Linked DNA regions of Homo sapiens: regions 1 and 3 are each linked to region 2. Evidence: chromatin contacts called from ENCODE Hi-C or POLR2A ChIA-PET data. All regions are on one chromosome and are shown on one strand. Each heading gives the region's core, a stretch centred on a gene start or an enhancer-like site at or near the end of the contact. The rest is flanking DNA. Distances are from core to core; before and after follow the strand shown. Region 1 overlaps NLK (nemo like kinase). Region 2 holds the start of IFT20 (intraflagellar transport 20). Region 3 holds the start of UNC119 (unc-119 lipid binding chaperone).

Region 1 (3,988 bases), core at 1,203-3,702, 200 kb after region 2:
AAATTTCAAAGAAACATTCTAACTGATGAAACGGGTTGAAATTTGCTACCAACAGCTACTAACCTATATCACTCATGGTTTTAAACCATAACTATGCTAACTTTCCCTCTGTTTTGTAAGTATTTGAAATAATGATGAATCAAAGATCTCCTAGACTCAATTAAATTATGGCCAATAATAATAAGTGACTGAGAACTCTTATCTTACAGAAGCACATACACAGTTTTCAAACCAAGTACCAAAATTAATGCCTGATATAAACAATATGTGCCTGAACTATAAGGTAGAAAATGGATATAATGAATTAACTAAGTGTTCAATGAAGAGAACCTAAATATCTTTGGCATTTATTCAATATATCCACATTCACCAATTATCTTACATGGAAACATTCTTTCTTCACATATGGCCTATGTGCAGTAAAGGGTTAACTCAGCAGACCTGGGCTGTCCAAACCCTGCACATTCCGAAAGTCTTCAAGACTGGCCCCTGACTTCTAGGAAATAACCTCTGGGCCACTGCAATATCCACCTGACAATAGTATCTTAGTATACCTGGGGCTTTGGGCATGCCAGATAGTTTATGCTAACAATATGATATACGGTGAATACCTGTCTTTGTCTGGGGCCTTGGGCTACGCCATATTAGTTTGACCTCTGGAGGGGAAGGGAAAAAGGAGGGCTGGAGACTCGGCAGCTAAGGTCACTCACATGGGTGCTCCATGCCTATGTGACTGACCCACAATAAAAACCTTGAACACCAAGGGAATAACAGCTTTTCTGGGTCCTGTGAGTTCTTCTAGCGAATCACTGAGCCTGAGGGTGGTCTTGGGAACCCCCAACACATGCTAAAATATAGCAAAATTCATATTTAATAAAGGAAATTTCTTCTAATTTTAAGGTTTGGTTTCAGCAACTTCATTTCCAAAGAGACAGAAACAGTACTACACACTGATAGGAATGCTACTATATGGATTTCTTTCCCACCAACTAAAAAGAATAAAGAGGGGTAGCTCCTGGCCAGGTATAAGAAGGTACTTCTGCTGAATGAAACAAGTGGTGATCCATTCCCACCAGCTCTCTCCTTTTCTTCAATGAAGACCCAGGTAATCTTCAGGAAGTCTATGAAATGGAATCATTAATGCTTTCTCCTCAGTTGCTACTACTGACCTACAGTTGAGGAGAAAAGAACTTTCTCAATCCTTCTACCCTTAGGTTAATTTTGTACTTTTAAAATAAGAGTTTGTCAGAACCATCTGGCCAGGTTCAAGGTTTCAGCTATACAAAGACATTCTTGTCAGCCAGGAACCAGTCAAGGGACAGTCTTTTCTTTGGAATGTGCAGAGCTGGGGCACCCCAAGTCCAATAACCCTTCACTGCACAAAAGGATTAACTCCATAAAGGATCTGTGGATTAAAATATCACCAAAGATTACAGTTTCCCCTCAGTATCCAAGGGGGATTGGTTCCAGGACCCTTGGAGGATACCAAAATCTATGGATGCTCAAGTCCCTTATATAAAATGGTGTGGTATTTGCATATAGCCTGTATCCAATCCTCTGTATGTTTTAAATCATTTCTAAATTACTTATAATGCCTAATAAAATATAAATACTATGTAAGTAGTCATTATATTGCTTTTTAATTTGTATCACTTTTTTTTGGCGGGAGGGCGAGGTCTCACTCTGTCGCCCAGGCTATAGTGCAGTGGTGTGATCACAGCTCACTACAGCCTCGACCTCCCGGGCTCAGCTGATCCTTCTGCCTCAGCCTCTTGAGTGGCTGGGACTACAGGCATGTGCCACTACACCCAGCTAATTTTTTTTGTATTTTTGGTAGAGACGAGGCCTTGCTATGTTGCCCAGGCTGGTCTTCAACTCCTGGGCTCAAGTGATCTGCCCACCCTGCCTGAGCCTCCCAAAGTGCTGGGATTACAGGTGTGAGCCACTGTGCCCACTATACTTTTTATTTTTTTATTTTTATTTTTTTTTCAAATATTTTTCATCCATGGATGCAGTTTCACATCTATGGAGGGCTGACTAGCATTCAAGAGCTTTTGGTTTAAAAGATCAAAACATCCCAGCAGTGTTGATCAGTGACAATTCTATTACCATATAAGGTTTCCCAAATCCTTACCCAGCTTAGTTCTCTTGGGAAGCTCTTAATTGTTCCTATTTTCTAGGAAGTTATCAAAGATAACAATCTCATATGGAATTACCAACCCCCTGTGTAAGAATGAGATTTTCATTACCTCACTGGTGAATCAGAAAAAGTATCTCACTATTACATTGGTTTCCATTCTGAGTCATAGGCCTAAAGTATTAATAAAAAAGCCTAGAGTTTGAATAAACTGCACTATCATGAGCTTACCAAAATCAATGACTTAGGATTTCCTGTCTTTTATTTAAAGCTTTACCAAGTTAAATGTGGAATGGAAACTGGTGACACTTTGCCCAGGAATGTCAGGGAGGTTAACTTATGTCTCAATTTTTTTCATGCACAGTCCCAGGAGCTACTACCATGCATTATTTTATTATTACCATGGAGCTATCACCAGGCATTATTTTAACATTATTTTATAGTTCATTATTATTCACAATGTCTAACATACTATTTTTAAACATCAACAGTAGTAACAGGAGAACGTTAAGGGCTCTAGCCTGAGAATCACATAGGTAAGGGCTGAAAGCAAGACTACATAGTCAGAATACCTGGAACCAAATCTCCATCCCCACACTTACTAGCTCTGTGATCTTGGTCAATTTTCTTACCTTTTGTGCCTCAATTTCCTCTTCTGTAACATGGGAATAATCACAATACCTTCCCCAGAGAATGTTTGTAGGATTAAATAAACATGTGTAAAGAGCTTAGAATTGTGCCCGGCATCTGATAAAAACTATATAAGTAATGGCTATTATGTCAATATCACCACTACCACCACCATCATTCTAAGGAACATAAGACAACTTAACTTACATTAATTCTACAATTTCTATCTTACCCCAAGTGTTATAATAAAGGGCAGTATTACTCTCTTAACCGACAGGCAGCTGTTGTATAGTGGTAAAAGCACTTTCCTGGGTTCTACTACAACACAGCTGCCTCACTGGTTTCATCTGCAAAATGGGGATGGTAATAATCTATCTCATAAGGCTGTGTGGGGATTAAATATCTGTTCAGATGTTCTGTTCTGTGGCATCACCACACAGGATATGTTGATAATACTGAGCTCTGCCAGACACACAGGATTTCAAAATTACCTGGTTCCAGGTACTCAATCACTTCTGCAAGGATGAGATTTAAAATACTTGAAGGCATGAACCCCAAAAGGTGCTAGAAGAACAAATTAATTTTAAAAATTGTCCCCTTCTTTCACATTCCCTGGTTAGGATACATTTCTTCAAAATAGTCAATGTGTGGAGGTTGGAGTATGTCAAGGGCAGAGAGTACCTGAGAAAAGGAAAAAAAAAGTCAAATTTAGAGAACAAAAAAGGAAACAAAATTCGACATAAATGCAAGTAAATACTAACAACTCTTTAATGCTTTAAAGCTTAGTTACAATTGCCCACTGAAAATTAAATTCGTCTGTCAAGAAACACAGTACTAAACATTAAGATGGATTCGTACACTTACTATCCAAAAGACTTACAAAATGAGAGAGGCAATTGGGTTACACCACACGCTACCAAAATCCCTGCACAGGAGAGAGTTTTTGAAATAAACACCCTATTTTAAACAATCAATGTTACTCTAAGAGCGTGAGAAGCCACATCTATCATTCATTCCTTTATTCCTCTGTTCAACAAATCTTTACTATGTGCATTCTACCTGGCAAGCACTAAGCTTTTAGGTTATCCTGTTGAACAAAATAGGCATCATCCCTGCTCTCATGACTACAGAAGAGGTAAGCACTAAACAGTTACAGATATGTAATTACAACATCTATTACTATGGAGGAAAAATGTAAAGAAGGGTAGAGAGAAAAAGCTT
Region 2 (3,827 bases), core at 1,231-3,730:
AGAACACATATAGAAAGTCATGTCCACATGGAGCTTACATTCTAGTGGAAGGAAACAGACTAGCAACAAGGACTTAAATAAATAAGCAGATAATTCCAGAACCTGATAAATGCAATAAAGATAATAAAACAGTGATATGAGAGTGATTAGGGAGAGGCACTAATTTAGACAAAGGGACAGGAAAAGCATCTTTGGGATGGTGACATTTCAGCTGAGGTTTGAAGAGAGCATTGTAGACAGATGGAAGAGTAAGTGCAAAGTTCCTGTTAGAAACAAGTTTTAGGGGGCGGGTGTGGTGGCTCACACCTGTAATCCTAGCACTTTAGGAGGCCGAAGTGGGTGGATTGCTTGAGCCCAGGAGTTCAAGACCAGTCTGGGCAACATAGTGAGAGTTTGTTTCTACAAATAAAAAAAAATTAGCCAGATATGGTGGCTCATGCCTGTGGTCCCAGCTGCTCGGGAGGCTGAGGTGGGATGACTGCTTGAGCCTGGGAAAGTCAGCCTGGGTGACATAGGGAAATCTCATCTCAACAATGACAAAATTAAAACAAGTTTGAGGATCAGAAATACGGTCATAATGGCTGGTGCACAGACAGTAGGGGGAAGTTGGTTTGATGTCAAGTCAGGGAAGGCAGGCGTTAGATGATAACAAAGGTGGATTTCATACTAATTGCTATATAGTATATGAATCAATTGGAGGGTTGCAAGCAGGGGAGTGATATGATCTGACTTGCTTGTAGTGTATTTTGAAAAGATAACTTGCTGCTGGGTAGAGAATGAATTGTAAAGGTGCAAGAGAGAAAGTGGGAAGACCAGAGGAAGCAGTAGTCTAGGCAAGAAGAGATGATGGCAGCCTGGACCACATTGGTAATAATGGAGACAGAAAAAAAGTGGAATGATTTCACCGAATGCTCATCACATGCAGGAGTTTACAGTTGCTCATGCCTTGTAAGTGCAACCCAGAAGCAGGGCACTGGTTTCCCAAGTTTACCGCTGTGTTCCCCTAATGGTGCTCAGCACAATGCCATGCACATTTTAAGTATTTAACATACGTCAGTTTGTTAGACTGAAATTGTCCCTGAAAAGATTTAGGTAAGTCCCTGGGAAGAATGTCCAAGGAAGTGGACAGCCAGCGTGGGTGCTGTGTGAAGCAGTGAATTCCTTTGGCGGCTTGTCTGGGAGACTCTTTCATTTGCCACAGGGGTTGGGTATGGGAGGTGAGCCCTCACCAGGAGGTTGCCAATGACTAAGAAACACTAGAATGGTATGAGATCACCTTCCCTTTTCCCGCCCACCTCAAAGGAATAAATCCACCTCTCTAACAGGTATTAGCAAGTTCCCTGTGTATTTTGTGTCTAGTCCTAGTTTTCCCAGGATCAGAGAAAGCACACATACATGTTCTGCCAATGCAAAGGAGCTCAAAGGATAGGCCTGCCAAGAGAGGTCGGCGGATCCAGAGCTAATCTCTTCCTTTCCTACAAAGCAATTGCTTTGAGCCCCTGGATGACGTCAATCACATTCCGCCCAGACCAATGGGTTCCAGGAATTCTGTGGCAGGTGACGCCCCAGAAAGTAATTCCAGTGAGAATGAAGTTTCCACTGATAGCCACAGTGCTCTTCCTTCCGCACTTTGTGTGTGGATATTTGGGGATGCCCGGGGCTAAGGGCGGATCCGTGGCTCACGCAACGAAGCTAATGGGAACCCAAGCACAACAAAGGGCAAACAGCCGCGGAGGTGGAAAGAGGAGGGGTCTAAAAGGAAGAAGGACCCAGAAATCCGTCAGACACGGAGGACGGCGGGAGGAAAGCTGAGGGCTAGAGTGGCGGATCTAGCAGAAACCCTAGGTGTAAAGGTTAAGCGTCACCCAAAAAGTCCTGGGAAATGTGGCCGGTGTGGGCTCTTCTCTAGCCCGGACCACTCCTCACTACCGAGAAACCCACACCGGTTCTCACGCCCACCCTCCGTGGGAGATCGGAGCTCTCCATCTCCCCTACGCCGCCCGCGCCTTTTCCCCCAGGACCCGGCCGGGCTCGCTCTACTCCAGCAGGGGCCGTCCATCCCTTCCCCGAGGGCATCGGCGGGCCCGGCTCTCACCGTCCCCGGGGGCGCCTCTCCTCTCAGCTGGGTGGCCAGCGGACTCCGAGCCGCCCCTAGCCTGCAGCCGCCTGCCCCTCAGCAGTCCCAAGCTGTGAGCTCACATCCTGCGCTCGTCGACTCCGCCCGGAGTGCTGCCCAGCCCAGCCGGCTGGGGAGCCTGAGACTACAAGTCCCTGCATGCATAGCGCTCTATCCGGGAAAGGGTGGAGGCGGAATCCCCCGAGGGTCTTCGCGGAGAGAGCAGAGCTACTTCTGGCCGCCTTGCCGGCGCTAAGGCTTCTGGGTCTTGTAGGCCGGGCCTCCCCTCGGGCCTCTGTTTCCCAGCAGGCTCTGTGGAATGGGGGCTGTAAGTGCTTCCGGAGTCAGGAAGGTAGTGACGTCATAGGTAAACAGGCTCTGTATCCGTGGCAGCGGCCGTGGCAGGCTGGCTGGGTACCGGCTGTCGCTGACCCAGGAGAAGCTGCCTGTCTACATCAGCCTGGGCTGCAGCGCGCTGCCGCCGCGGGGCCGGCAGGTAGGCTGACCTCGGGTCGGGGGACGCGGGCGGACCAGGGGCGAGAGGAGCCTGACAGGCCCGCGTCCTGAGGAAAGGCAGTACCGGGCGGGGAGAGACGTGGGAATTCCGCCCCACTCTCAGGGGGGCGCTTTCACACCCAGCTTAGGCCTGGAGTTTGATGCGTTGATGCTTGCCACGATCTTACGAGGAAACTGCGGCTCGGATAAGTTCGGGGAGTTTACATAGTAAAGAGTCGGCTCGCAGTGCCTCGCATGCATCTGGGAGAGCCGGGGCGCAGAAAGTATGCCACCGCCTCATGCTCAGGGAGCTTAGTCCCAGCTCTTGGGCCAGGTGTTGCTCAGATGCTCAGACACGCGTGTGATGGGAGTTGGTAGATAATCTGTGAACTCTTTCCCTGCACCTCTTCTTCCATCTTACCTATCTCTTTAAGCCAGCCCTTCCAATCAGATAGGTGGGCCAAGCCAGATTCATGGGAGTCATGCCTGACTTGTTTTTCTCTTATCCCCAAACCCCCACATTCAGTCAGTCCATTGCTAAGCCCCATCACCTCGACTTACAAAACATCTCAACTCGGAACACTTGTGTTCGGCTGCCAGCCTTGGTTACTGCAATAGTCTCCTGTTTCCACGGTCATTCATTCCACAAACATTTACTGAGTGCCAGTTATGTGTGGGCACCATGCTAGGTGCTAGGGTTAGAGTGATGAACAAGAAGGTACTTGGGGCTTTGCCCTCTCTTGTTCCCTCCAATCGGTTCTCTCAGGCTGAGCAAGAGTGATCTTTCTAAGTCTGATTTTGTTGGTCTGCTGAGAACCCGCTGGCTGTCCCATTACCCTTCTGATAAAATCCAAGCTCATGACTGCGTCTTTCAGAGCCTTCGGTGATCCAGCTGTTGTCTCCCTGTCTAGCCTCATTCTGTTCCCTTCTCTTGCTCAGTCTCTGTTCTCGGAATGCATCAAATTTCCTGTTGCCTCAGGATCTTCACATACGTGTTTCCTTCTGCCTGCAATGCCTTGCTTCCCCTTTCACTTGACATACTTTTGGACAGTCTTTAGGTCTGTTTAAGTGTCATTTTTTTCAGAAGGCCTCTGTTGGCCCTCCCCTCCAAGTCCGCCCCCCATGAACTGTGTCCTCCTGCAGCACTTCACACAGCACCATGTACTTTTCCTTATAGTAATATCACGATTTGTGATTATTTCTTTACCATCTGTCC
Region 3 (3,776 bases), core at 918-3,417, 220 kb before region 2:
TGTGGTGAGACCAGAGAGCCTGTGAGGTCCATGGTATGTGTGGGCTTGCCATCTTTAGTGTCCCAGCCTTCCTCTAGACGGCAGTACCAGCCCCCAAGCAGGAGTGCAGATGAGAGTGCGAGGTTTCAAGCTGACCCTAGGAAAATAAACCATATCCCTGTAGAAAGACTTCCATAGATCCTGGATGAACTCCAGGCATCTTCCTTGGTAGATGGAAGGCACAGTAAGGCCCAGCACCCTTTCCACCAATGCCTAGGACTTACTGGTATACCCTCTTGTCCCTTCTCCTTCCTAGGTGTACAAGGCTGTAGCTGCCGTCCAGAAGTCGGCAGAAGAGTTGGCGTCTGGGCACCTGGCATCTGCCTTTGTCGCCAGCCAGGAAGCTGTGACATCCTCTGAGCTTGCCTTCTTTGACCCGTCACTCCTCCACCTCCTTTATTTCCCTGATGACCAGAAGTTTGCCATCTACATCCCACTCTTCCTGCCTATGGCTGTGCCCATCCTCCTGTCCCTGGTCAAGATCTTCCTGGAGACCCGCAAGTCCTGGAGAAAGCCTGAGAAGACAGACTGAGCAGGGCAGCACCTCCATAGGAAGCCTTCCTTTCTGGCCAAGGTGGGCGGTGTTAGATTGTGAGGCACGTACATGGGGCCTGCCGGAATGACTTAAATATTTGTCTCCAGTCTCCACTGTTGGCTCTCCAGCAACCAAAGTACAACACTCCAAGATGGGTTCATCTTTTCTTCCTTTCCCATTCACCTGGCTCAATCCTCCTCCACCACCAGGGGCCTCAAAAGGCACATCATCCGGGTCTCCTTATCTTGTTTGATAAGGCTGCTGCCTGTCTCCCTCTGTGGCAAGGACTGTTTGTTCTTTTGCCCCATTTCTCAACATAGCACACTTGTGCACTGAGAGGAGGGAGCATTATGGGAAAGTCCCTGCCTTCCACACCTCTCTCTAGTCCCTGTGGGACAGCCCTAGCCCCTGCTGTCATGAAGGGGCCAGGCATTGGTCACCTGTGGGACCTTCTCCCTCACTCCCCTCCCTCCTAGTTGGCTTTGTCTGTCAGGTGCAGTCTGGCGGGAGTCCAGGAGGCAGCAGCTCAGGACATGGTGCTGTGTGTGTGTGTGTGTGTGTGTGTGTGTGTGTGTGTCAGAGGTTCCAGAAAGTTCCAGATTTGGAATCAAACAGTCCTGAATTCAAATCCTTGTTTTTGCACTTATTGTCTGGAGAGCTTTGGATAAGGTATTGAATCTCTCTGAGCCTCAGTTTTTCATTTGTTCAAATGGCACTGATGATGTCTCCCTTACAAGATGGTTGTGAGGAGTAAATGTGATCAGCATGTAAAGTGTCTGGCGTGTAGTAGGCTCTTAATAAACACTGGCTGAATATGAATTGGAATGATACAAAGTCTGAGCTCTACTCTTTCTGCATTCACGCGTAAGTAACAGTTTCCTGGTGTTTGTCCTCCTGTGCCCACAGGTCCACTTTGCTTCCACGTGGCCATGTGCCCTTCCTAGCTGGATTGCCCAAGGCTGTTAGCATCTGCTTTTTACCTGAGATACTAATTCATCAGGTCAAAAAAAAAAAAAAAAAAAAAAAAAAAGTCTTGAGCACCAGCTGCAGGGAGCCTTCTGCTAGGTACAGGGGTCCTACAGAGAACAAAGTAGGCAGGACCAGTGCTTTCACAGAGCTGAGCTTTCAGGGGGAAGAGTCAGCGGACAAATAAAAATAATTTCACATAATGCATTAGAAAGACAAAAACAGGCTGGTCAGATGGTGACTGAGGGGGAAGGACTTCAGACTGGGTGTGAGGGAGGCCCTTTGAGCAGATGACATTTGAGCTGTGACTAGGAGAAAAGAGGCCATCTGGGGAAGACCATCCAAGCAGAGACCCTGAGCCTGGAACTCACGGGCAGAAAGGCTGGAACACAATGAGTAAGCGGAGAGGTAGTCAGGACCCCACTAGTACCAGTACAAGAAAGTGTTAGAAAAACAGAATGAAGCCCAGGGCAGGATACCCCGACTCCCATCCCCCGCGCCCGTCGCATTTCGGGAGGGTTGGGCCGGGCGGCGGGCGGGATCAGCGCAGGGCCCACCCCAGGGGCGGGGCCGGGGCGGGGCAGTACCTGGGGCCCCGGCCGGGGGCGGGGCTGCGGATGCTCCCACTTCCCCCGGCTCCAGCCGGCGCAGGCAGCGGCGGCAGCAGCAGGCGAGCCTCGGCCCCGCAAGGCCATGAAGGTGAAGAAGGGCGGCGGTGGGGCCGGGACGGCGACGGAGTCCGCTCCGGGGCCCTCGGGCCAGAGCGTGGCCCCCATACCACAGCCGCCTGCGGAATCCGAATCTGGGTCCGAGTCGGAGCCGGACGCAGGCCCAGGGCCCAGGCCGGGGCCGCTGCAGAGGAAGCAGCCGATCGGGCCGGAGGACGTGCTGGGGCTGCAGCGGATCACCGGTGGTGAGCACCCGCGAGGGAGCGCCGCCCGCGGGTGGGAAGGGGAGAGGGTGCGAGGGGCCCTCCCGGCGCGCCAAGCCCTGGCCCCCGCCCCCTTTCCCGCCTCCCCTCCCCCACCGAGTCCCCTCTCCTGTGTCCCCTGCTCTCCCTTCTGCCGCCAGGTCTGAGATCTCTGTGTACCCCCTTCCCTTGATCTCTCTCTGTGCCTCCTTCTTCTCCCTTTCGAGATTTATTCCTTCCTTTTCCAGGGGCCCGTCCCCTTTTCCCAGCGTGGAGGTACGTGCGGCAGCAGCTGCAACCATAGCCCTGTAGCTGTGGAGTCTCCAGAGCGCTTTGAGGCCCGTCCCTGCACTAATGAAGAGAGGGGCTGAGTGCAGCCTGTCCTCAGCCCCCACGCTGGAGGCTAGGTGGAGGCTGAGTTACTTGGGAGGCATTCAGACTCTTCATGTCTCCCCAACCATTAATACCCTCACCCTGATCCTCCAGGAAGACTTGGGCCATTTTCTTCCCCGGGAAAGAAACTGAGCAGGCAGCTTTAGTGTGTTGGCTGTGGTTCCTCTCATGGGGAGTGGCATAATGTCCCTCCAAGCCTGGACTAGCACCTGTCCTCTTCTGGGGGCTCTGTCATCAAGGGAGGCTTGGTCTCCACTGTGGTTAAGAGTTTCTGAGCTGGACTGCCTGGGTTGGAGTTCCAACTCTGCCATATAATTGTCTGTGTGACCTTGGGCAAGTAACCTCACCTCTCTGAGCATGTCTTTTCATCTGTAAAATGGGGATAATGATACCTTTCTCGTAAGATTATTGTGAAGATAAGTCCTCTGATTCTGTACAGTGCCTGGCATCTATGCATGCTGTGTACATTGGGCTCTTTGATCAGTAGTATTTTTGGGCCCTACAGGGCTGCTCATAGCTGCTGCCTGGAGTCAAACAACTTGGCTTTCAGGGCAGGGGAGGGGGTCATCATAGGCAGGGAACGAGGGCTAGGAAACCTCATAGCAGAGGCTTTGGATGAGCCTCAAAGGATGAAAGGTGCATGGAGAGACAGTGGCTCTCCACCTTGGCCACATTCACCAGCAACCTGCCCTGGCCCCCTTTGTGAGAATAACTGTTGGGGGGGGCCTCTCTGTGGGTATGGGGGGCATGTATTGGAGTGGACCTGAGCCCTAGAGCTTCCAAAGCAGCAGAACACCGGACTCCCAGACAGAGCTGTGGAGGGGAGACAGCCTTGAGCCTGTGCTCCTGGGTCCCTGGGGGCCAATTCCTCTCTCCTTACTGAGCTAGGCAGCAGCCATTCTTAGCTGGGCCCCCAGAGTACTGAGCTCCCTT

The links. Hi-C counts contacts between places; a loop is a spot of excess contacts on that map. ChIA-PET counts read pairs that join two places held with the same protein, here RNA polymerase II (POLR2A). Pooled maps may share reads with other maps.
Region 1: a loop to region 2 is called in a pooled map, with 2.3 times the contacts of the local background. The contact joins the enhancer-like site here to the promoter of IFT20 in region 2. A Hi-C loop is called at or near these places in 1 of 50 pooled maps. POLR2A ChIA-PET finds 5 or more read pairs at or near these places in 4 of 52 experiments (A673, BJ, Caco-2 and 1 more).
Region 3: a pooled map shows a loop between it and region 2 (7-fold over the local background). The contact joins the promoter of UNC119 here to the promoter of IFT20 in region 2. A Hi-C loop is called at or near these places in 3 of 168 maps with a recorded cell type or tissue (MCF 10A, mammary epithelial cell and naive thymus-derived CD4-positive, alpha-beta T cell), 15 of 37 single-sample maps with no recorded cell type and 13 of 50 pooled maps. POLR2A ChIA-PET finds 5 or more read pairs at or near these places in 9 of 52 experiments (A549, Caco-2, GM12878 and 5 more).

What each region holds. Positions count from the first base shown.
Region 1 is chr17:28,132,080-28,136,067 of GRCh38, reverse strand. NLK (nemo like kinase) reads right to left here. Exons shown (of 11, transcript NM_016231.5): 3 at 3,393-3,448. Among named protein-coding and RNA genes, the nearest start is that of NLK, 91 kb to the right of the region's middle. Within about 2 kb of position 2,452, at least 2 of the 41 ENCODE cell types and tissues checked have a DNase peak (open chromatin) inside an H3K27ac peak, as active enhancers do; they include endothelial cell of umbilical vein, where a contact is called at or near this core.
Region 2 is chr17:28,334,125-28,337,951 of GRCh38, reverse strand. It overlaps IFT20 (intraflagellar transport 20), which reads left to right and starts at 2,480. Exons shown (of 5, transcript NM_001267776.2): 1 at 2,480-2,612. TNFAIP1 (TNF alpha induced protein 1) reads right to left here and starts at 2,191. Exons shown (of 7, transcript NM_021137.5): 1 at 2,096-2,191. RefSeq lists silencers at 2,049-2,098, 2,592-2,783 and an enhancer at 2,139-2,668.
Region 3 is chr17:28,551,015-28,554,790 of GRCh38, reverse strand. It overlaps UNC119 (unc-119 lipid binding chaperone), which reads left to right and starts at 2,167. Exons shown (of 5, transcript NM_005148.4): 1 at 2,167-2,453. The coding sequence starts at 2,234. PIGS (phosphatidylinositol glycan anchor biosynthesis class S) reads left to right here. Exons shown (of 12, transcript NM_033198.4): 12 at 296-1,404. The coding sequence ends at 571. RefSeq lists silencers at 1,991-2,440, 2,501-2,550.